Regions from separate parts of the Homo sapiens genome. Here region 1 is linked to region 2. The links are chromatin loops, found by intact Hi-C in ENCODE. Cell type or tissue: breast epithelium. All regions are shown on one strand. Links, peaks and the distances in the headings refer to the core of each region. The heading gives the core; the rest is flanking DNA. Region 1 holds the start of SCG5-AS1 (SCG5 antisense RNA 1). Region 2 overlaps RYR3 (ryanodine receptor 3).

Region 1 (12,395 bases), core at 3,331-5,830, 1.0 Mb after region 2:
GATATCAAATCATTGGTAGACTTTCTTTGTATTGCCATGGCAATAAAGTTGCACTCAGATGTAATTGTCAAGGGAATGAGAAAGAAGGACAGTTGGTCTTATTTGAGTCAGAACCCTTAAATCTCTTTCTTGGCCTGTGCTGGAACCCTCCATAAAAATCTGCCAATCTTTTGACCGCATCCTGCTCTTCTCTGCATTCTCACCCTCTGCTATGTGCCTCCAATTCTCCCTTCTGTACGTATCCCTTTGAGGTTGGCAATTCAGCTGGGAAGTTGACCTGGTTGGTTTGAGTCTCTCCCTGGCCTTGGAGACCTGATCAACCTCAGCTCCAAGTTTTGCCACTCATGGTCTTGTTCGGTGTTAACAAAGCCCCCAACAGCACTCCCAAGGACAACCTCTAACAACTCCAATGATCGCTTGTCCAGAAGAGGGCACTAACTTTTCTGGTTACTTAAAAACTCCCTTGGGTTTCAAATCCATTTTCCTGTCTCTATGATTTTGAAGATCAGTTGTTAGTACCTAGTAAACAGAAATATGAAAATTAAATACCTTCTGACCCCCAAAGTTTTACTTGGCTCTGAACAGCCATGGCCTTTTTGTTGCACTGGTAGGGTTTTTTTCATTGTTTAATTTTAGAGTAAATCTCTGTTATCATATTTTATCTTGATATAATTTGACTCTCTAAAATGTGCATAAAAAACAAAATCCGAATTAACAGAGGTTTCCGATTATAGTACCATCTCACTTATCTCTTTAGAGAGAACGTGCTGTTTCATGTAGTATTCAGATCACTGAAGCATCGGTTTAAGATCAAGATTTATTTAACCATTTTAAAGGAGAATTTTCCACTATGAACATTAGGTAAATACTTTAAACAGCAGGAGAATATGACTTTGCCTGTTCTTGATAATTTGGGACTATTACTGGGAATATCAATGACTATACAGTGTTGTAACAGTGTATTCTCAGAGTATTAAAGGGCATTCGGATATAAAACTATATTAAATGGGCCGGGTGCGGTGGCTCACACCTATAATGCCAGCACTTTGGGAGGCAGAGGCGGGTGGATCACAAGGTTAGGAGTTCAAGACCAGCCTGGCCAAGATGGTGAAACCCCATTTCTACTAAAAATACAATTACAGGCAGGCGCCTGTAATCCCAACTACTCAGGAGGCTGAGGCAGGAGAATCACTTGAACTTGGGGAGTAGAGGTTGCAGTGAACCGAGATCATGCCACTGCACTCCAGCCTGGGCGGCAAAGTGAGACTCCGTCTCAAAACAAACAAACAAACAAACCTATATTAAATGGTCCCAGATGCAATAGTTTTTAATGTTCTTTGTCACCTCACTCCTTCTAAGTTATTAATTCTAGTCATCCCAAATCCTTTCCATAATGAAATACAATAAATTGAGAGTGCGCCTAGGCCCTGCAAGTCTCTTCTAATTTTACCCTCCCCCGCACAACACACACACACACACACACACACACACACACACACGGGGATCTTATCCAAATGTGGATTCTGATTCAAGGTGAAGGGTGGGGCCTGAGATTCTGCATTCCTCACAAGCTCCCAGATAGTGCAGATGCTGCTGGTCCATGAGCCACATTTTCAGTAATAAGGGGCTAGAAAATGAGAGAGCCAGGCTTATTAAAATTATATATAAAATGAGATAAAATTAGCTCCGAGAGAGTGCCTAGGTGATCTTGCTTTATGGAATTTGTGACATCGGTGTGGCTGCTAAGAACCTTCTTAAAAGTCTGCAGTTTCAGATAAAGGAGCTGTCACTGCCGTTGTAGTCCTTTTACTTAAAGTTTTACTCTACAGAGGCACTTGCTCACACTTTGCAAGGAAAGGATCCTGCTGCCCCATTTTTTACTTACGCTAGTTCTGTGGGAATTAGAGGTAAACACCTCCCTTGAACGTGAGTTCTCATAGTATAAGCGATGTCCGTTGGAGAGCCTGATGATGTCCCACCACGATGCAACGGCTCTCCTGGCTGGGGCTAGTGGAAGCAGTTTTGATGGAAGTTAAGGTTGGTCAGAAATTAAGAACATAAATGGGACCTGCGTTACTTCGTCACTCTGTCTCTTTTTTTTTTTTTTTTTTTTGTGATGTTATGGTTTCAACAGTTTCAAAGTGCTTTCATCCTTATTAAAAACGTCCTAGTGAGGTCAGTAGGACAAGAATCACTATTCATCATTCTAAGTGAGAAAGTGAGACCTGGGGAAAGGTTTCTTGCCTAAAGCCACTCAGCAAGTTGGTGCTATTTTGGATTCCAGCCCTGTGTTCACTCTACAGTGGCACTGAGAGAGCCCCCACGAGGCCTTCTGCGTCCATTCATACCCTTTCCAGTGCGTTTCCGTCTTCCAAAGATGAGCTGGAGCTCCACAGCCACAGTTAGTAGAATGACCTGTCGGGGTACCTGGGGTCTCTCATAGTTTCCAGGTCACTCAGGGGATCTCCGGTGTCAGTGACTACTGCAGAGCCAGGCCCCGGCAAAATGGCTCTGGGATGGGACGCCACCTGTGGGCCTCGCCACCATGGTTCCTTCGCACCTGAGTGCCCACCTCACGCTGGAGGTTTGGAACATCCGGACAACCCCTGCCCTCCAGACTCTGCCACACAACTTGGGAACACCCTGACAAGCCCGCAGCCAGCATCGTCCCATTCGCACCCCTCACGCTGCCTGCAGCCCTGGGGATTCATGCAATTGGGCACTGGCGCTGGGCAATAAAGAATTGTGGTGGGGCAGCCTGGTGCCAGGGAGCCAGTCGCCCACCTCGTAAAAAGGGAGTTCTGTGAGGAGCGTCTGGCAGGGAGCGGGCACAGGCCCCTGAATACCAGCCATTCAGCTGAAGGGAACGGGTCCAGCAGTTTTCACTTATGTTACCACAAACAGCAGATGCTAAAAATACACTGCGGTCTCGATACATCATTCAGAAAGCGACGGACCAGTTTTCCTTTTGTCAGCGGTCTGGGAGCCTGAAGCAGTCGGATGGGGCATTCCAGACACCGCCTGGCCTCCTTTGGTTTCCCCTCAGACTCTGACAGAGCTGAAGGTGCCAGCGCGAGAGCGCCCGAGGAGACCAGGAGAGAAGGTGGAGAGGCGGCAAGGCTCCCCAGGCTAAGGGAAGGCAAAGCGGAGTGGGGCGAGGAAGGGGCGGGGTGGCTCCTTCTGGAGGCCACAGAACAGCCTGGGACTCCCTGAGGCGACACCGGCCGCAGGCACCAGGCACTGGGGGCTAAGAGAAACCCCGAGACCCAGAAATCTCCTTCCTAAGGTCCAACTTGCCCCAAAAGTTGTTTTTTCTTTTTTTTTTTTCACTACTTGAGGTAAACACATACACAATTTTACAAAAAGCGCCATCACTTGTCCACAATCAGAGGACTCATTCGTCAGCTTCTATACAATCTGCGCTTGGTTTCTCCTTCTCAGTAAGCACTCAGGCAGTTCCACCACACGCTATTGTCTCCACAGGAAAGAAGAAGACAGAGGCAAAGAGAAAGAGCAGGAGAGGGAGAAACAGATTGGCCCCTAGGAATGGGGAAAGGAGGCTGAAAGAAATGGCCAACATGAGGGTGGAACTTCATATTTTAGATGTCTGACTCCCAGTTTCTGCTTCCTCCATCCCAAGTAACTGAAGTGAGATAAAAGAAAAGAACAGAGTCATTTTCACACATCCTTTCTCAAAATTCACTCTTATTTATAAGACCTTTTGGCCTTGACTCCTGGTGAGAAATGAGGGTCCCAACATTCAAACCTATTTATGAAAAGCAAATATTTTCATTTACTGAGGACCCACAGAAAGAGAGCACTTTTTATACAAAGAGGCTTTTATAGCTTCCTGTTGTTAGGGCCCTGAGTTCAAGTCCACATTCTGCCACACACTGTGGGATTCTCATAACCTCCCAATCTCACTGGACCCCAATTCCTCCCCTTTTAACCCGGGGATAACATGCTTGTGGGAGGATACAAATCGGATACTGTATGTAAAATGCTTACCTCAGTACCTGGTATGTAATAAGCACTCCATGAACGTTAGCTGCTTTTCCTATCTAGTCAACATTTCCTAACAGCACAATTAACAGAGCCGAAATTAATGATCCTGCATATTTTTCATTGTGGTGATCATGGTCCTGTGTTTGAGGTATTGAGCAACAGGGCTCAGGACATTTGAGCTTTTTACTAACATCAGTGCCTCCTCATCAATTCAAAACTAAATAAAGTCATGCTTTGCCTAACAAAGTTACAAATCCAGGCAGCATAATCCCTTCTCTCAAGGAGCTTGCTCTCCAATAATAGGGGACAAAATATGTCCACATAAACACACATCTGATGTTTGTGCCTGGTGGAAGAGATCATGAGCACTAGCGGAGAAGAGAAATTTGTCTCCCATAATGGGAAAATGAACACACAATAGTTTATACTTAGAGATGGATATTATCACCTCAGCTCTCCTCCCTAGTAACAGAATTTAGTTTAAGCTGTTTAGAATGGTGAGGGTTTATGTTGCAATATCCACATTCTCTAAACTCACATGACAAGTGACCCCCAAAGCACACAGCATTTGGTAATTGAGAAAAACAAAGGAATGATTCTATCTGTGCTGAATTGGCTAATTCATTGACTTGCCTCAGGGCAGAGGGCTGGCCCTGGCAGTTTGCTAGAGTGATCCTTCTGCTCTGAATTCGAGCCTGGTCCCTCACAGGGACTGCCCCACATAGCCGGCAAGGGCAGACACCCTGGCTGGCACTATCCTGTCCTTGTAGGAGAGATCTAAATTGGGTTGAGCCTGTTGGCAGATAAGCAAAATGAAACCCATTCGGATATTTTGTCTTGAAAGGCATTTGTTTTCATTCCTTCTCTTTCTTCTTCTGCTTTTCCCCCTCATACTAGGATCTAAAAAACTCAGGCTCCTTGGGGACCAAAGCCAACATTATCATCATCTACTCAGAGGCACGCAAACAGTGAAGGCAGAGACGCAAATTCTGAGTGCACTGCATTTGTAGCTTTCACATCTACATGTGGTCCCAATTTAGGATCACAAGCAGAGTTGTTTATTTTAGAAAAGCTTTTTAGTTAACTTTTAAGGTATTTTGCTTAAGCATTGCTTGCTTTCCAAAAGGAGAAAACGTGTATTTTTTTTTTTTTCTGAAGCGGTGTTTGTTTTGGCTGTTTACTCATTTGCAAAAGTTCAAATTTTATCCTATGAATTTAACTAATTTTTCTGTAGTCACCACAAACCCCACCCCCTCTAACACATACACACAAAACCCCAAAATAAAATAATCTGGAAGTGAAGCATTTTTAGGAGAGGTGTGAATTTAGCAGGTTTTGAAAAAGCCGTTTCAAATAGGTAATTTGCAATAGCACTTTTAGCTCCTTCATGTAACTTTTATTTGCCGTCTGAAATGAAGTCTCAACTTGGCAATTTGTATGAAGGCTAAGCATGTCTTTATACTAAGGTTAAGGCTCATGTTTGTCCTTTAAAAACTTTATTTTATAATTCTTGCTGAAATTATATGGCTTAGCTGAGGGTCAGAGTGGAGCTTAAGTTGAGGTATCAGTTATTATTGAAAAAATAACGGGATATAGAACTGTGGTGGTGGTGGTTGGGATTCGGTGAGGATATGGACACAAAACTGTGAAAAAGTAAAAATATGGACTTGGGCTCTCTAGCATCTGGTTCCATATACAGGCCTACCGCCTCCAATTATCTAAAGCTCCCACTTCATCTTCCTTTCTGAAACTACACTTACTTATGACATCATTTGTCCAGAACCTGAGCCCCACCTCTCTGTTCTCAATGACATAGCAGGTCCTATGTATCATTCCTTTGGGTAAGCTTCTCTACTAACATGATAATGAGTGCTAATTAACATGTAGTACTCTGCTCCTGTAGGATTTGCAACTTAGAGGATTTCTGGGATAATTCTCTTAAAGTAGTGACTTCACCAACAGGAATTCCAGGCCCCCTGGTGTGCCAGCTCAAGGGATAAGCAGAGTATGTCGGGTTCCCAGGTAAGGAAAAGGGGCAATGGCAATGACAATCCTGCAGGCAGAAATAAAGACATTAGGGGCCAAACCAGAGCCAGGTAAATGCATAGGAAGTTTATAATTAGTGACCCAGCATCCAAGGAGATAGCTTCCTACACTTAAGAAACGAGTAAAGGAGATCTGCAGGAGCTTAGGGAAGAGAGAAGCAATGAATGGCTGAGCCAACAGATGACATTAACACCAAGACACCACCGTGAGAGTGGAGGTGACCCTCCGCCCCAGACCCAAAGCTCTCTGATGGTTTCTGTTGAGGGTCACCTTCCAGTCAGCCTGGGCTTCACAGAGGAAGCAGGTCACTGGGGACTATGGTTGAGGAGGTGTGGATAAGGGTTAGCAGGAACTGTGTTGGACCCATTCTGGATGGGATGAGGTGGGAGTGGCAGGGCCTGGCAGCGCTGTGCCCATTCAGAGCCCCTTCCACCAGCTGACCTGGTTCCGCACTGGCCAGGGGAGTGGTCCTAGCACAGATTTTGGGTACACGGCTTGGGAATGTAATTATTCCATCATGTCACTTCCACCCATATGTCTGTAGACTAAAACGAGGAGACTCCATCTGAGTCTGACAAGGCCTTTTGGGCCACGACAAGGAACGTGATTCTCACTTGGCCTTACAAATTCGTACCTGAATTAATTACCATTCCTCTACTTCTTTTTCACTATCCTAAGCTGCTGTAAATCCATAAGTGTTCTTTATAAATGGCTAGAATAAACATTTGTTTTAGACAGTAATCTCATAGAAAATTCTTTTCTGTTTCTGAGTTCCCAGCAGCTACTACTATTTTTTGGCAGCTGGTGGTGGGGTGAGGGTTAATTCTAGCCTCGAGAGGAGAAGGCACGTGGTGTGTACGTTGGGGAGGGGCCCAGACTAAATCCTCTACAACCCTTTGGTAATGCTTTCCTGGCCTGTGGTTTCCCATCTCATACAAATATTCCCAATTTCTCTCTTTTATATCCATGTAACCTCTGCCTGGCAATAGGTATTAAGAATAAAGTGGGTCCGGTGGCTCATGCCTATAATCCCAGAAGTTTGGGAGGCCGAAGCGGGTGGATCACTTGAGGTCAGGAGTTTGAGACCAGCCTGGCCAACATGGTGAAACCCCATCTGTAATAAAAATACAAAAAAGTTATCCAGGCATGCTGGTGTGTGCCTGTAGTCCCAGTTACTCGAAAGGCTGAGGCAGGAGAATCACTTGCACCCAGGAGGCGGAGGCTGCAGTGAGCCGAGACTGTGCCACTGCACTCCAGCCTGGGCGACACAGTGAGACTCTGTCTCAAAAAAAAAAAAAGAATAAAACTACAACAAACCAAACAAAACAGTATTCACTAGTTATTATCAACTTTGTGCCAGACCTGGAGCCAGAACTCAATGTTATGTTAAAAGAGATAGACTCAAAGGCGGCCACAAAGCTGTGTGGACAGTGATGAGCAATTCGTGCCTTAAAGTCCAAAGGAGGTGCCTCCGGCAATACGCTCAGACAGCTGCAGCACTACACACAGACACTGGAAATACACCTCACAGAATTCTTCTGATTCTTAAAAATGGCAAGTCTCTTACCCACACATGGTAAAACGGGTGAAGAAAGCACACATAACTCAAATTCATAAAAACACCAAACTTATCTTTAAAAATGGGCTTCAACCTTCCCATCCACCCACTTCCAACCAAATTTTTAACTAGAACTATTGATGAAAAATAATGTTGGCCTGAGTCAGTTCTAGTCCCCTTTATATATTATTTTAAAATAGTATATAGCAGTGCTGTTCTATAGAAATAGAATATGAACTACATTTGTAATTTTAAATTGTCTAGTCTTCTCACTTCAAAAAGTAAAAAGAAATAGTGAAATTAAATAATTTTTAATCCCAATATATCCAAATTATCATTTCAACATGTAATTGATATAAAGAATTGCCAAAGAGACTTTTTATATTCTTTTTTGCATACTGTCTTCCAAATAGGGTGTGTAGTTTATACTTAGAGTACATCACAACTCCAGCCAGCCATATTTCAGGTGTTCAGTAGCCTCTTGGGCGTGGTGAATACCAAATCGGTCAGAGCAGGTGTATAGAGGAGGCTAGACATGGCGATCAAAAGTGCAGCCTGCAATCCAGATGCTTGAGTTTGAATATTGGCCTCATCACCTTAGCTGTATGACCTCATCTGTAAAACAAGAATACTTAAGTAATACCATCCTTAAGCCGTTGGTATGAGGATAAAATAAAATAGTCCTTGTAAGGCTTTTTGCAAGAATTCTGGCAAATATTGTGCTTAATAAATGTTAGCTAGGGTGGTCACTTTATAATGCATGAGCTCTATACTTAAAAACATATGTGGTCCTGAACAAGTTATCTTACCTCTTTGAATATTAGTTTCCTTCTCTGTAAAACAGGGGTGATAATAATACTTCATTGAGAAGATTAACTGGTACAAACATAGCACTTAATAAATGTTCGTTTCTTTCTCCTTGACTTTAGGTGCCAATGAACAGAGAAATAGCCAAAGGGCTCGCTGAGTGGGAGCAGAGGTAAATGGGCCTGGATAATTGGAAAACTGGATAGTCACGAGGTTAACTATGCCACAGGCAAGAATCCAGATGGTTCCAACCTACCTCAGCCAGTGTGAGAATGCCCAGTAGATGTGTTTCTTTTGTAGTTCCTTTACTAGAAGCTTTATAAGAGCAGGCATGTTCACTGTTTCACAGGCTAATAGAAATAAAGTATGTATGTGCATCTTATGTAACATATCCCTACGTATGTATGCTGAATTCAGTAGGCAGCCATGTTCAGTATTTTAGAGCTGTAGCCATCACTCAACTCCCTTGTGTTGATAAGAAGAAACATTCGGGGAAAAGAAGACCTATTTGTTTATTGTAAGATTCAAAATCTCTAAGGGTAATGGCCTTTATTTCTTTCCTACTCAGAAGTTTGTTTTTCCCTATTTAATAGCTCATACAGGATTTTGAAAAAGGAAAACTTAAAAATTTTAATTAGAACCATATCCTAAATATCCTTCTGCTCTTCTGCATGTTTGTTTATTTTTTCTTAGGATTGATTTGTTCAGAGTTTTGAAATTACCAGGGAAGAGCTTTTGAGGATGTTTGAGATCCATGATTCAAAACAGGGAGGGACACATGAGTGGCAGGTGACATCAGAAGCCACCAGCCATTCCTCAAATTGCCAGCTCTGGAGCCCTCCATCCTGCACTAGAAGGAGATACTGCAAACCCTGCCAAGGTGTTCATGCTTCTCGTGCTTTAACATTTCAAAAAGCTCAATTCCCAAAGACAGTGAAACTGCCACGAAAAACAAAATGAACTCTGGATGACAAGGAGGCCCAGTCATTTCTCCTATCAATGGAAAGGGCAATTTTGATCAGAGACAAATAGTACTTGATTTTACCTATAGGGACTTATGACTTATTCACAGCTCTGACTCCTCTTCTCCACAGGAATTCAATAATGTAAACCTAATAATAAAAAATGACATAAAATGAATGTAATGAGAACACCCTAAAACTAGTTTCCCTCCTGGCCTATCTCCATGTTGCATCTTTCAGAAAGTGTCAGAAACGAGACTTAAACAAACAAATAAAAAAAAAAACCCCAAACCAGAACCTAATGCTGATGTGATCGTTTAAATAAACTAAACACAACTGGATAAGGAAGCTGTTTTACAAAAATAAAAATAGAAAAAAATTTCTTGACAAGAGGCATGGATTATTCAGGATCCCTGTGTTATTCTAATTGTTTCAGTGCTATTAGGTGCATTTTAGGGGAATGTGGCCCTGATGGATAAATGCACCTTTAATTCATTTCTAAGGCAGTGATGTGAGATATAAGACTTTTTTGGGTAGGCACAACCCCAAAAATGTCATGTAAATCTTGAAAAGTTTTTCATCCAAAAACCCCAAAGGGTTTACTCATCTCAACATCTGCATTTGATAGGCAGAGGGAGAAGAATGACTACAAGAGGAAGATTATCTGAGATTAAAACTGGAGACCTCCTAGAGGCTGGGCTCCCATAGGCACCCTGGCCCAGACCACAGCAGGGAGGGAATTCCTCCATTCTGCCTTTGTGCCTCATCTCCTGAGTTAGAGATGGTAGCTTAGTTTCCTTTCTTGGTTCCCTTCTGTATTCCTTACAGATAAAGAGATGTTCAATACACATGTGTTGGCAGAATGGCCTCCATTTTATAAGAGTGGAGGTGACTTAGCAGGACACATGCTATTTATACAAACAGAAGAACCTAGCAGCACAAACATGAGTAGGGATCTCTTTATTACTGCTCCTGGAGGTGGATTTATAGTGAAGTGAATGAGGGCCCCTCATGGGCGCAGACTGCTTCCAAGGCCTGGAACCTAACTTTTCATTTGCAATTGTGTGTTATTTTTCTTGAAAAAAGTTTTCAAATTGCATGAGTTTCAGGCCTCACAAAACTTGAATCTGCTGTGGATTGCTCTTAAAAGCGGTATACAAACGCCATCTTGGATTTTTCACCTGTCATTATTTTAACTCCTAGTCATCCAAAGCAAATATAAATCAATTAGTTTTGTAGCCATGGACAAACGAGGCCTGGGTTTCCTCATTTCTGAAAATGAAAGGTGATTGAATATGATTCCTCAGATCCCAAAAGAGAGCAATGTAGGGAAGGAGGGCACAGTGAGAAACAGAAGGAGGCAAAGGCTAGGACACCCTGGTGCTGGCTACACTACTAATAGCTGGCGTATGACCTTCAGTGAAGAACTTTACCTCTCAGGGCCTCATTTTCTCTACTATGAAATGAGGCAGGCAGACAAGACATTCTCTAAGGTCCCATCTTGTCCCATGATTCCAGTGCCCTGACTTGTGCAGTGTGTCACCTCTCATGGCCACTCTCACTGGGTGCTCACAGTAGCCCTGAGACTAGTCAGTGGAACACTCTGGTGAGCTTCAGAATTCAAATTCAGTGCTCTTCTTACTATACCACATGGGAGATATTTTCCAGCTAAACCGTAAACAAGGCTAATATCATTGGTTTGATGGCCTTCAAATATGCACTGTTGTCATGCCGAGTCAAAGATGATAGTCTGACATAAACCAGCGTTGCAGTGTAGATGTGGCGAATGACAAGGGAGTGGCTCCTTTCCCACAAGAGGCACTGGACTTGAAGCTGCAGCTGGTACAGCCCATCTGCAGGGAAATGCCATTTTCTTCTCATGCCTCTGTTCAAAACTTGAGTCCCACTGCTTACAGCTAGACAATCATTAGAATCACTGGTGGCACTGAAAAAAATCCCAAGCAGCTCAGACTCCCTGGAACTACCATATTTGAATTCCTGGAGAGATTAGGGGCCAGGAATCTTTCATTTTAAGCTTCCCAGGTAATTCTGATGATCCACCAGGTAGGAAAAGTATTGTTCTACGTAGTTTTCTCTGTCCTAGCCAGCCTGGAAATGCTGTTTCTTTTAAAACAGTAAGTCTATCTGGATACCCTGATGCCTCCTGCCACAAAGTCAAGCTGGTATAGCATTGGCTAGGACAAGCAGTGACAGCCACAAAAGACCACCTATTCTGATTCCATTTATATGAAATGTCCAGAAGAGGCAAATTCACAGACATAGAAAGTAGAGTAGTGGTTTCCAGGGTCTGGGGAAAGGAGACTGAGGGAAGGAGTAAGGAGGCAGAGATGGGGGGAATGGCTAAGGGGAATGGAGTTTCTTTTGGGGCAATAAAAAATCTAAAATTGATACTACTATGTGAATATACCAAAAACCATTACATTGTATACTTTAAATTGTTGAATTGTATAGTATGTGAATTATATCTCAATAAAGCTGCCATTCATATATTATATATGTTATATATGTATATATGTATACATATGTGTATATATAACATATTATATATTATATATATATATATATATATATATATATATATATATATATATATATTCTTTTTTTTTAACAGCCCTAATCTTCTCTTCCCCGCTCTACACACAAACACACGTGCACCAACTCATGATCATTGACAGGTTAATTACAGAGGCCCAACTAATGTCCCACATGTATGAATGGCACTCCAATCACCTCGCTTGTGACCACCTTATTAATACTCTCCCCAGCTCTCCGCTCTCCTGCACCAGAGACATCAAATCGTCCCGGGCAGATGGCACCACCTGGTGGCCATTACAGGAAATCCTGACCGCACACCTCTGCACTACCTCCTCTCTCGCCATTCTTCCCTCTTCTTCCAACTTCAGGGCTCAGTTAATTCTATAGTTGAGGTGATCTCCAATTTATACAAAAGCACTCCCCTTCATCTCTCCTCCAACTTGCCTCAAGTCTTCCTCTAC
Region 2 (12,395 bases), core at 4,052-6,551:
GTCACAAAAAGACAAATACCGTATCGTTCCATTCATAGGAGGTAATTTGAGTAGTAAAACCCATAAAGACAGAAAGTAGAATGGTGGTTGCCAGGGACTTGGGGGAGGGGAGGGAAGAATGGAAAGTTATTGTTAAGTGGGTCTAGAATTTCAGTTTTACAAGATGAAAAGAGTTATGGAGATAGATGGTGGTGACAGTTCAACAACATTACAAAAGTATTGAATACTACACATACAGTTAAAAATGATCAAGATAGTAAATTATATATTTTGTGTATTTTAACACAATAAAATTTAAAAATAAATCTTACACGTATGTAAGAAACAAACAAAGAAAGAACTGCTCAAGTTTTTATTTTTTTTTTTATAAGATAGCTGTGAGGCCTGTGAAATTCTAAGAACTGAAAGGCTTCCATTTCCCTGGAGGCTAGAAAGAGCCTCCAATTCATTTTTTGTTTCCAAGTGATTAACAAGATTGATTATCATTGTTATGTAGGAACACACCATGTACTGTCAGTTCCTGGTTTTTCCAGTTCTGGCAAGAGGGAGCTGTCATTTAAAAATAAGCCTAGCTAGCGTACATCTGGGGAGACAACAGTGCAGGAAAAGAAGGGCCCACTGGGGGCGGGCCATGTTCACTTGGCCATGGTATTGCAAGGCTACAATATTCAGTCACTGACTGACCCAGAGTGGGCCCTTGAGTAATCAGGGGTGTCTACTCTCGTTCTGCATCCACAACAGCTGTCCAAAGTCAAAAGCCAAGATGTTGAGGTTGGGATGGCCAGAAAAAGAGATCCCCATCCATTAAGGACTGGGACTGGTGGTGGTCTCTTTGCTTCCAGGTTACCAGACACTTATCACGAGATCTCTGTGCTAGGATCTTACAGAAGATTTTAGATTCTGTTCTACTTTTCAGCAGCTTTCAGGCAAAAAGCCTGGCAAATATACCTTTGATTAAAACGCAGTTGCTATTCTAATTTCACCTTTGATATCTTATGTATACACAGAGAAGAGGAGAATCCACAGTGCTCCAAAATCCTCAAAGTCAGAGATGGTGTTTTTTAAGATTTTTTTTAACCTCCAGGGCCTAGCACATAGTAGCTGTTCAATAAATGTTTGTTCAATGAATCACTTACTTGCTGATGTCAAATATTCTATTTTGCAAGTATAATAAAAATAAGGCCAAACTCAGCAAGAATCTATCACCACACTTTTTCCTTCTTAAACCAGTAAAGATAATATTCTGCTTAGAGTTCAGATTTGATTTTGTCTTTAAAATGTCAGGGAAGCATCAATAAGGGCCAGAATTGGGCAGAGTTTTCAAGATTGCAGGTGCAGACATTTCACAGGCTGCTATAATTGCCCATATGAGAGAGAGAGAGAGAGAGAGAGAGAGAGAGAGAAAGAGTGTGTGTGCATGTGTGTGTGCATATGCGTGTGTGTATGTGTTGGGGTAGGGCTACTGTTCAATCCTAAATGATCTAATTTCTGGCGTGATCAATAGAAGGAAGAAACTCCAGCATACCAGTCCTTTGCTGTTCTTTCCTGTGAACCAAACTTGGGTAATTTCCTGACATTGGGCTGAATAAAGTCTATAGCAGTGTGCTAAGCCACCCCAACTACTTGAAAACGGTGTGGCAAACCTCATCCCCTTTACAGATTTCCCAAAGCGCCCATTTCTTCCCTCTCCAGCTTGCTGGCCTGCGTTAATCACATCTGACTTCTTCCAATGGAGGCTCCATGTCTTTGCTGAGCAACACTGTTTCAAAAGATGAACTGAGGCTGAGAATAGGATATGGAGTTCAAAACCTTGTGGCATTGCCTTGTCCAAAAAGACCCATTCAGCTGCTTTTCACACAAGCATCGGTTATCGTCATACCACCTAAAACACTGAGCTATTTATTGTCATCTAAATGTACGAATAACAGAGTTTGGCTGAGGTCTCTCCCTCTAGATGCAGAGACCATGAATAGACACAGCATTTATGGAAGCTCTCACGACAGGTGGCATGGTGCTTGAGTCTTGTGTGTATGCAGGAGGTGGCTGGTACCCTTCACAACACAGGCCTACAGAGCCTGGAGGAGCAACTTCTAACATTTCCCTCTGGTCTGGTCATTTTCACTTACTCCGTTTGCAGCTGGGATTGCTTATTAAAGTTAACCGTAAGTTATATTGACTGGGACTTCTTTCAGCAGATTTTTTTCTTTCTTTTTTTTTTTTTTTGAGACGGAGTCTCGCTCTGTCACCCAGGCTCCCAGGCTGGAGTGCAGTGGCATGATCTCGGCTCACTGCAACCTCTGCCTCCCGGGATCAAACAATTCTCCTGCCTCAGCCTCCTGAGTAGCTGGGACTATAGGCACCAACCACCATGCCTGGCTAACTTTTGTATTTCTTTTTAGTAGAGATGGGGTTTTGCTATGTTGGCCAGACTGGTCTTGAACTCCTGACCTCAAATGATTCACCTGCCTCGGCCTCCTGAAGTGCTGGGATTACAGGCGTGAGCCACCATGACTGCCCTCTTTTAACAGAATGTTAAAAAGCAAGGTTCTTCTATTATGGTATTATTATGGTATTGGGTTGTTTGATAAACATCATATTTGATAAGGCCAGTAAATAGATTCTTTCCTTGATTCCTGCTTTTAACTTAATGATTTATAAGGGACCCAATGAAGTCCATTGGAAATACTGATTGAATCTGACAAAATAAAAAAAAATGCTTTCACTTAAATTTGTCGCCTCAAAATATTATTGTAAAAATGTCTGATATTTCAAAATACTTTAAAGAACAAAATAAAATGACCAACTCAAAGACAAACCCCTCTGTCATGGGCTAAATTGTCTCCCGCAAATTTCATGTGGAAGCCCTAACCCTCAATATCCCAGAATGTTTCTGTATTTGGATATAGGGGCTGTAAAGAGGTGATTAAGTTAAACTGAGTTGTTGGGGTCATGTCCTTCAAGAGGAGGAAATCTGGACACACAGAGAGATAGCAAGGATACGTGCACACAAAGAAAAGACTACGTGAGGACACAGCAAAACAGTGGCCATCTGCAAGCCAGGAGGTGAAGCCTCAGAAGAAACCAAACCTGCGCACACCTCGATCTTGGACTTCCAGCTTCCAGAACTGTGAGAAAATAAATTTCCGATGTTTATGTCACCCAACCTGTGGTACTTTGTTATGGCAGCCCCAGCAAAGTAATATCCTCTCTGACTACAAGGAAAGTTCCTCCCATTAGAAATATGCTGCACAAACACGGGCGTTTTGTCTGTCTGGTTCATGATAGGCCCTCAGTAATTATCAGTTGAATGCATTTGAAATAGAATTTACTAACTGAAAAATGTCAACGAATTATTGGTGGGTAATTATCATCTCATCTTAATAGATCAGACATGGTTTTGCAGCTTGGCCAATGATTCTCTGCCAAGGCCTGAAACAGCAGAATCTTCGTGAGTGGTAAATCTGTGTTCTGTGTGGCTGCCTCAGCTAGAGGAAGGCCATCTGCTGCCACAATCGTTTAATCAAGACAACCCCTCTCTCTCTTTCCTCACCCTGTCTTCTTTGAGCCACCCCACGTTCACTATGCGACACGAAGAAAAAAATGTGTATTTATTTCTCAATTTTCCCTCTCAGCTTCTCAGATACTAGATTTGCTGGGTTTTCTCATCCTTTTGGCTGCTCCTCTTCCTGTTTTTTGTTGGTGCCTTTTCCTCAGCGACTCCCTTAAATATGCTGGTGGTCCTCAGGGCTCTGGCCTGGCTATGCTTCTTTTCTTGCTCCAGACCAGCCCTTGGAGTCACCTCATGTACCCCCAGCGCTTCAACCACCCTCTGTGTGCTCTATCTGCAGCTCAGAGAGCTCTCCTGAGATATACTGCCAGGTCGTCAATTCCCTACTTGACAATGCCATTTGGGAGCCCTGGGGCCCCTTAAACTTGACAGACCCCAAACTCATCGCCGGCCTCCTCAGATCTGCTCTACCTCCTGCACTCCTTGGAGGAAAACATGGGCTGAACTGATATCTAATTAATGGCTGCAACTTGTCCTGTGATAGATCGGTCCCCTGGCTTCAAACGCTTCTCACACCCACTGCATCAATATTAATTGAAGCCAGCACAGTCTTGGGCTTTGATTACTACCAAAACTCTCCTCCTTGCCTCAAGACTTGTTTCTGTTCAGTTCTTCTTACTGAAACTGGGGTGTTTTCTAAAATATGAATTGTATCGTGTTGCCCCTTTGCCTAATACTCTCCAGTGGTTTCCACCACTCTTGGCTCTACGGTGACCTCCTGTAATAAAATGGGTAGGAGCACTGCCTCCACAGCCCAGCGCTCTCGATGCCTGGCTGTGCCACTGACTAACCGCATGACACTGAGGATGCCACCCAATCTCTTTATGCCTCCACTTCCTTGCCCGTAACTGGCAGGCAACAATGAAAGGGCTTGGTCTGAGGGTCACGTGAGTTCATTTGTGGGAAGCATTCAGAATAAAGCCTGGCACAGTGTATGAGCATGAATTTCTTTTAGTAATAGAAATGGTAGCATAAGTTCAATTCCTCACTGCTTCTGCTGCATTCTCACCACATCCCCCAGGTACTCTGTGCTTCAGTCATACCCAGTCTCCTATTCCCCAGCACGCCATACTCTCCTCTCGGACATGCAAACATCCCTGGCATGCTTCCCCAACAATGCGGCTGATCAGCTTCTACTCATCCCTCAAGTCATGACTGTTTCTGAGTGACCTTCCCAATCCCCTAGTCAGGCTCAGGTGCCCTTTTCCGTGTGCTCCCAAACCCCCTACATAATGATGACCTTTGATTTGTCTTTGACTTGCCCACGTCCCTCCTCTCCACCCCCCTCCCCCTCCAGGTTGCTCTGCTCCACTCAGAAGGTCACACTGTGAATCCTGTCAGCCCTCCGGTCAAGGACATCATTTAAAGAAAGGGATGGGGAAAAGACGTAGTGAGGCCGCCTCAACCAGCTCCACCACCAGGAGCTTCATCCACACTCCCAGCAGAGGGCAGCTCAGTTTGTCTCAGTTACACATGGAAAGGACACTGATTATACAGTATTCTGCCATGTCTCTTCCTTCCATAGGTAGATTTATAAATCTGTAAATTACGCAGAACTTTATTAGGAACCACCGGCATCTGGTAATGTTCCATGTAGACCAACGAGGCTGGGCTTCCACACACGAAGAACACAAATGTCCACATGTCTCTGAAGTTGGCTACCTGTGTTCACAGGAGATCCCTTGGTCATAATCGTTGTGCTGCTACCGGTTACTCACATTCTTTCACACTTTCCCTACAAGCCCACCAAGATGACGATACAGTGACAGAGACTCCATCCGTGGTCTGCTTATCCTTAGCTTAGCTGCACTACAGGCCGAAGAGAACACCACACTGCCACCCCAAGGGCCGGTTACCTTCTCGAGGTCTGGTTCCTCTAAGCTCAGCGCTAACTCATTGTTGTCCATCACAGAGGAAGCTGCCACATCCAGCGGGGTGGATCCCCTCATCGACGGGGAGGCTGAGGGAGGAGGGGAGAATTAGCAAGAAAAGGACAGAGGAAGACACTCAGTGCTGAGCTGAGACTGCAGTGCACGTAAGCGGACAGGAGAGGGCAGCAAACACACTGAAACCTGGCTTACATGACCGTTCTCCAATGGGACAGTCCGCTTGCATTAAGAACAGCTCTATTAGCTATCCTTCCTCCCCACATTCATTGCCGTGAATACGAATTAATACAAAATCGGTTCACACTACCAACCGGGACCATGTATTTCCAAGTGCTTTTCTAACACAAAACTTCTTGAGGCCCCCATATCAGATGCCACTCGACCAACTAAGCCCAGTGGAACCTGTATATTTCTGGGGCTACCACCTAGAGTTTAAAAATAGCATCAAACAGCATTAGCTCATATAGTTTCACCAGGTCACCAATGTTGTTTTTGACTTGTTTGTTTGGTTCTCAGGCTAGAATTAAGAAAAACTTCAGGTGGCATTTTACAAAAAGGTTAGTAGCCTGAGGTTGCATTTGAGAAATAAAAACCCGTGAAACTTCAGTTTTCAAGTGCAAGTATTTGTGTATTACACACATTCATTTCGTTTATACCCAGAACAGTGAGTAAGGCATATGCAGTGACTTGCTTTTCTAGTGGTAGTGGTGGATTTACACTGTTTATCCACGATTGCTCTTGGCCAGTCTGCCTCCCCGCTAAGGAAAGCACTTGCTGGGAGGTTGATGGACAGGTATGCAGCCTGCAGCCAGCCTGCCAAGACGAGATCCGATCCATGACCTTGGTCTCATCAGCACTGCTCCCTGGTCAGTTGAGTGGGCTGGGAAGAGCTGTGCCCCCAGACTATACCTGCAATCCCAGGGGCATTTTGTAAACCATGGGCCACTGGTCCCAAGAGAGATGAGGTAAAACTGTACGACTATGCCAACACTAAACTGTCACCAATCTTGGCTGGTAGCAACATCTCTACTTCTGTTGGAGAACGTTCTTGTGGCATCGTTACTTCAATTGTTTTAAATCAGGCAGAGTCTCTTCTAGTATTTACAAATATCACAGCGTGCATGTGGCTCCTTTCCCTGTATTTTCCTAAGTGGTCAAAAGGGGGAGTGTAACCTTCGAGTTTGGATGTGGAAGTTACAAGAAGACTTACGCACCTAGGCCAACACTGCTATTCTCCAGAAGATAACTCAGATGCTCAAACATGGCCTTCTGATTTTGCCGGCTAATTCGACAGAAATAGCAAAGGAAACGGCAGCAGCTAGCAACCATCTTTGGAAATGCAATCTGTAGGGAGAAGTAGAAAGTGTCAGACAAAAGAATCTATCATGAGGCCTTTCTGAAAACTCTGACCTCAGAGTCTTAAGTGGGTAAAGTGTGAACACTTGGAAAAATGAACTTTCTCCTTCCATTTTTTTTCTCAAGACTTATTCATAGGAGTTATAGTTCCTGAAATATCTTTCCTCCAAGAGAAATAGATGTCAAACAAGAATCCCAATCATCCTCGGAAGTCATGTGAAATTGCATGACCTTCTACCAGGCTATTGTTTCCAAGTAGGAAGGGAGTGGACAGAATTCAGAGACAGAGAGAGATGAGAGAGAGAGAGAGGAGAGAGAGTGAGTGAGATGAGAGAGAGAGGAGAGACAGAGAGGAGAGAAAGTGAGGAGAGAAAGTGAGGAAAGAGTGAGGAGAGAAAGAGGAGAGAGTGAGGAGGGGGGAGAGAGAGAAAGGGGGGGAGAGAGAGAGAGAGAGACAGACAGACAGACAGACAGACACAGGTGATCGTAGACACATAAGGCCCACCAGTATATCAAAGCCCAAGTGCCCTGGGTCAAGGCTGGCCTCTACAGTTACGCAAGTCTGAAAGGCATCGCTCTCTGAGTCTTCCCTGACTACTTTTGTCATTGATAATTGCTCTTCTATGGGATTCCATAGCACTTGTAATTTGATTCATGCAGTCTAGCATGAAGATGCCATCTTACATTACTGTTGATTGTACTTGGCTTTTCTACTTAACAAAGTAACCAGCATCTCTAGGTTGGGCCAAATCTTAGTTTTGATCCTACAGTGCTCAATAAATGGTGCCAGTGTTAACCTTGCTCGGGATCCTAAGACAACCTTGATTTCCTCCTTTAATATCACAGAGGATGCTCTAAGCAATAAGGTTCAGAAACTTGTAGTCTATCTGCTCGCTGAGGCATCCAGACATGTGCTCAGGGATCTTCTGGAGAGATTTCACTTTCCCAAGAGATCAGAAGGAAGCCCATGAGGAACGTGACCCTGGCTTCTGTTCCTTCTACACACCCACCCCCTCCCCAGTAGCACTGATGAAACTGCACCAGAAATCATCCCTTCCTAGGACCCTGGCACTCTGGAATTTCCAACATTTGAAGCCATACCCGATCTACTGCCTGTGGAAGCAGTTTAACCGTGAGGAGGTCCCCAGCCCAGCTGGGATAAATGTCCAGTTGTGTCCTATCCCCACAACTCTCCCCTTAGCAACAGGAGCTCCCCCTGATGCGGGCTCCTTATGAGGGAGCTGGCAAGGAAACCTGGCTTCTTCAGGAGTTCGGTTGACAGAGGAAACATCAACACTTCTGGGGAAACACTGCCAGGATCACTATTGAGATCTTGTTCTCCTTTAGAACAGCCTTCTCCTGACTCAGCACAAAACACACCAGGCTCCTAAGTGGAAGTGAGTGATTCCATCTTGGAAAGAGCAGGGCTGCCGAATACGGGAAGTAAACTTAGCAACTGAATAGCCCAGTGGGATTAATGAAGAAAGTCTCCAAGCTTCAAGAGCTCTTACACAATGGGATTCCGTCCAGCAGCATTATCCCATCGCTTGGCTCCTTCTTGGCACTGTGCCTATCCCTTCCTCTCCCTGGAAGAGAAACTGAGGCAAGGGACACCAGCCACGTGGCTCTGAACAAGTCACCTCGTGCTCCTGCCTCAAGGGACAAGTTCTGGCTAGGTTCTCCTTTTAGCATTACCTGAGATTTCTCTGTACCCAACACGTTCACCATCACCTCCATCACCGTCTCGTGCATGCCCAGGACTCTCATGAGGTTGGGATGCTGGTAAAACACCTTGTTGTTCATTATGTCTCTAGGATAAGGATCAGAGAGAGTCTTCAGCACCTGCTTATTTATATGCTATGAAAATTCAGGGATGAGAACACACAAACACACGAGAGGGCAAAATAATATGAAAGTAACAGGCTGAAAAGATAATAAGAAAGCACTAGTTCAGCTGGAATATATGTGGAGGGCCATTTTAGCTGACTGAAATATTCTGTGCTCCTCTATTTCTAAGTACTTGCTTTTTCTCTTTGAAACATTTCTTTCTGATGACCTATTAAACATCCCTTGTTTTATTTTTTCTTGTAATAATTTTAGATATCAATGAAGCTTTTGGACAATAGTCTTTAAAAACTCACGACATTAAGATGTAAGAACAATTACATCTTTAAGTCATCCAATATAAATTCACAGAGTAAAGCTGCATGCAAATCAAAATACAGAAACAGCCTGGTAATTTGCTGTGTACTCCCTTGCTGGGTGGTTACTTTCTGGCTGCCCATTCCCCTTCTCTTGAGGGTTGCAGGAAACACCACCTCCAATTGCCAGTTTTTACTTCTGCTATGTCTACTACGAAGGCTGGGGAGAGAATAATTATCTAACTGTATTGTCTTCCCATAAAAGTCGCTTCATTTATGTAAGATTTCTCTTTGGAAATGAGTTTGACGAATGAGTGCATTTCCCTCCAAGGATCCTGAAGGTCCCTTTCCTGCACCTTGGTGATGCTCCTTTGGTATGCTGGCTCAAGGGTGGTAGGATGAAAAGTTAGGTAGGAGGTTGTCTGTAGGTCTAGTTCTTGATTCTAATAAAGTAAAACTGTAGGCTGGTTAGTGAATCTTTTTGGGCCTTGGTGTTCTCATCTGCAAAACAGAAGTGCTACCCTACGTGATTATAGGAAACCCTTTTGATGTCTAAAATGCTATGAATTTTTTTTGACTACATGGCTTCTAAGGGAGAGCCATGAGCTACTGTTAAGGGGAAAGTTATCTCAATGAACTAACAAAAACGACTCTAGGTTAGTCCTGAGAAAAGGGAGAGATCAGGTGGCAATTTTTCAGAGGGAAGTTTCGGAAGATTTCGAGTCAAAAGCTCAGGTGCTCAGATCATTTCTGTCTTGGGTTGAACACACCGTCCCTTCCTCCAGATGTTTTCATGGGCTCCCTGGGGCTATTTTCAAAAGATTAAAATCAAGTAACTGCTTTTCCCCAAGACTCCTCCATACTTTTAGCAATGCCTTTCACTGTGAGTAGTTGGGTCTCTCAGGTTGCAAAGGATATGACTCCATGAGGAGTGAAATTGGAATCAGTTCACACAAAGATTTAATATGATTTGATTCCACTATATCTCTATATCAAGGTAAGTCAGTTTTCCCACTTAAAGCTCCTAGAGAGAACAGCACGTAACCGTGAATCACCTACCCCAGCCCATTGATCATGAGCAACTCCTCTTCCTTGCCCATCCTGACACTGAGGAGGGAGCGGATTTGGCCCAGGGCAGCCAGCAGGTTGATGGTGTCGCTTACAGAGGTGTGGCTGATGGTGTAGGTCTTCCGCAGCGCCTGCAGCAGCTCCCCAATGCTGTCATACTGCCTCCGGAGGAGGTTGAACATCATTCGGACCAGCTCTGAATCCTGGATCTGGTCCTCCTGGGCCCAGCAGATCATCGTCTGTGAGATGAGTTCCTTCAATGTTGCTGGAAGGACAACAGGAGGGAGCAGGACTGTGGCTGTCATGGCTCAGGGAGAGCTGGGTGTTTCAGCCACTTCATGCAAATAGAAGACACATCATTGGTTGAGGTTACAAAATTCTTATTATAGGCAATGTGCAGTGGCTCATGCCTATAATCCTAGCAATTTGGGAGGCTGAGGCTGAAGGATTTCTTGAGCCTAGCAGTTTGAGACCAGCCTGGGCCACAAAGCGAGACCCTGTTGCTACCAAAAAAAAAAAAAAAAAAAAAAAAAAAGCTGGGTGTGGTTGCACACGCCTGTAGTCAGCTGCTTGGGAGGCTGAGGTGGGAGGACTGCTTGAGCCTTGGAGGTTGAGGGTGCGGTAAGCCACCACTGCATCACTGCACTGCAGCCTGGGCAACAGAGTGAGACTCTGTCTCAAAAAAAAAAATTTTTTTTTTGTATTTTAAGGGTGGGTTATGACATGCACAGAAGTAGAATATATCATCAAAAGACAAATAAACCGGCTATATAACAATAAAAGAATATCCCAATTATGAGTTGAGGGTGCTAACTATTCTATTTTGATTAAACAATACTTGCATCCACACTGGGCTGAGAGAACAGATCTAAAGGCTTTACAACGGGACATCTGAGCATCATCCTAAAGTCTGAACAGCCTTTTTTTGCACTGGATCTTTGGCAAGAGTCAGCTGACACTGCATCTTGGACTCCTCTCATAAGCATCAAGAGAAAAAAACCACAGTGACTTTGAATTCAGAATTTATTGGGGCTCATACTGGTTTTACGGAAATTTTACTGTCTATACAAGTAAAGGAAAGATCACTGAACTGGGACTCAAAACAGCTGTGGAACCTTCAGAGGTTATACTAAAAAGCCCCTGAAAATTGCTGATTGGCATTGGCATAGGAGGTAAAGGAGGAAGGGGACCTGTTGGAATGGCCGGGAAGGCACTGCTTACCCCTTCCCTTACCATCCACACTTCCAGAAGATGACAGAGGTGAGACATGCTGCTCTTAAATCACAAATGCATCCTACCCTGGCACTGCATATCACAGTCCTACAAGGTATGGATGGCAGGAAGATCCTTAATTCAGGCCAGGCAGTGCCAAGGGGACAATGAAGGTCACTCAGTCAATCAGTGAAAGAAAGGGGAGTAAACAGATCAGTGCTTCTGGTAGCCCGTGGCATCTCTAATAGTTGAGGTTTCTACTCCACATCACTATAGATGGCAGATGTCTGCTCTATATACAGTCTTGGCTCATCGTAAGGATATAAAAATAGAACTCAGTTACCAAGCTTTAAAAGAGACCTAGATGTAATGGATTAATTTAACTTACTGCTGTGTCTATCAACCCTGTCGGTGTGTTAGATTCAGATGGGACACATAAACTGAGAACCTTAAAAAAGGACACCCAAGTCAGAGAGAAGCACAGTTAAAGGATGTTCTCAAGAGACCTCACTAGGCAGGGACTGCAGACTAATACCTGTTAGGTTAGATAATATCTGTATCCTCTAGGGGCAAAGTCATTTAAGGGCTATGCTGGGCTCCTTGTCAGAAACCTGTTTCCTCAGAGTCCAAATATAAAAGTTCCTGCATCTCCTGGTTAATTCACATGTATATATTTTGGAGGAGAAACCCTAATTTTATTGTCTGTCATATTATTCAAAAAAATCTAGGCCAGGCGCAGTGGCTCACGCCTGTAATCCCAGCACTTTGGGAGGCCGAGGTGGGTGGATCACGAGGTCAGGAGAAGGAGACTATCCTGGCTAACACGGTGAAACCCCGTCTCTACTAAAAATACAAAAAATTAACCGGGCGTGATGGAGGGCGCCTGTAGTCCCAGCTACTCGGGAGGCTGAGGCAGGAGAATGGCGTGAACCCGGGAGGCGGAGCTTGCAGTGAGCTGAGATTGCACCACTGCACTCCAGCTGGGCGACAGACCAAGACTCCGTCTTGAAAAAAAAAAAACAAAAACTAGTAATAATAGATTTGTACAGAAAAAAGCAAATGAATAGTAAATGAGAGCACAAAAGAAATAATTTAAATTTGCTATTTTTTTTCCATGATATTAGGATGATAGTGCCTGGCTTCATGGTAGGATTTGTTCGC

What was found. Hi-C counts contacts between places; a loop is a spot of excess contacts. Peaks named below come from ENCODE experiments on the same cell type or tissue, not always from the same donor. Only the 100,000 strongest peaks of a DNase experiment are listed, where the experiment ranks them.
Region 1: it touches region 2 in a loop (16-fold over the local background); 10 of 110 quality-filtered maps call a loop at or near these places.

The regions. Positions count from the first base shown.
Region 1 is chr15:32,662,632-32,675,026 of GRCh38, reverse strand. The region is part of intron 10 of ARHGAP11A-SCG5 (ARHGAP11A-SCG5 readthrough); the gene reads right to left. The region is part of intron 2 of SCG5 (secretogranin V); the gene reads right to left. SCG5-AS1 (SCG5 antisense RNA 1) reads left to right here and starts at 1,962. Exons shown (of 4, transcript NR_135505.1): 1 at 1,962-2,037; 2 at 5,909-6,027; 3 at 8,539-8,588; 4 at 9,110-9,325. It overlaps LOC124903458 (a long non-coding RNA gene), which reads right to left and starts at 11,436. Exons shown (of 2, transcript XR_007064573.1): 1 at 9,462-11,436; 2 at 7,907-8,224. RefSeq lists an enhancer at 4,313-4,845. In breast epithelium, for the core only: no CTCF peak of the experiment used is centred there; a DNase peak (open chromatin) is centred at 4,656; H3K4me3 peaks cover 448 bases; H3K27ac peaks cover 2,256 bases.
Region 2 is chr15:33,694,110-33,706,504 of GRCh38, reverse strand. RYR3 (ryanodine receptor 3) reads right to left here. Exons shown (of 104, transcript NM_001036.6): 39 at 10,014-10,287; 40 at 8,509-8,623; 41 at 6,672-6,801; 42 at 5,425-5,528. It also overlaps the pseudogene C1QBPP3. Among named protein-coding and RNA genes, the nearest start is that of CHRM5, 270 kb to the left of the region's middle. In breast epithelium, for the core only: a CTCF peak has its summit at 5,601 (motif pointing right); a DNase peak (open chromatin) is centred at 5,614.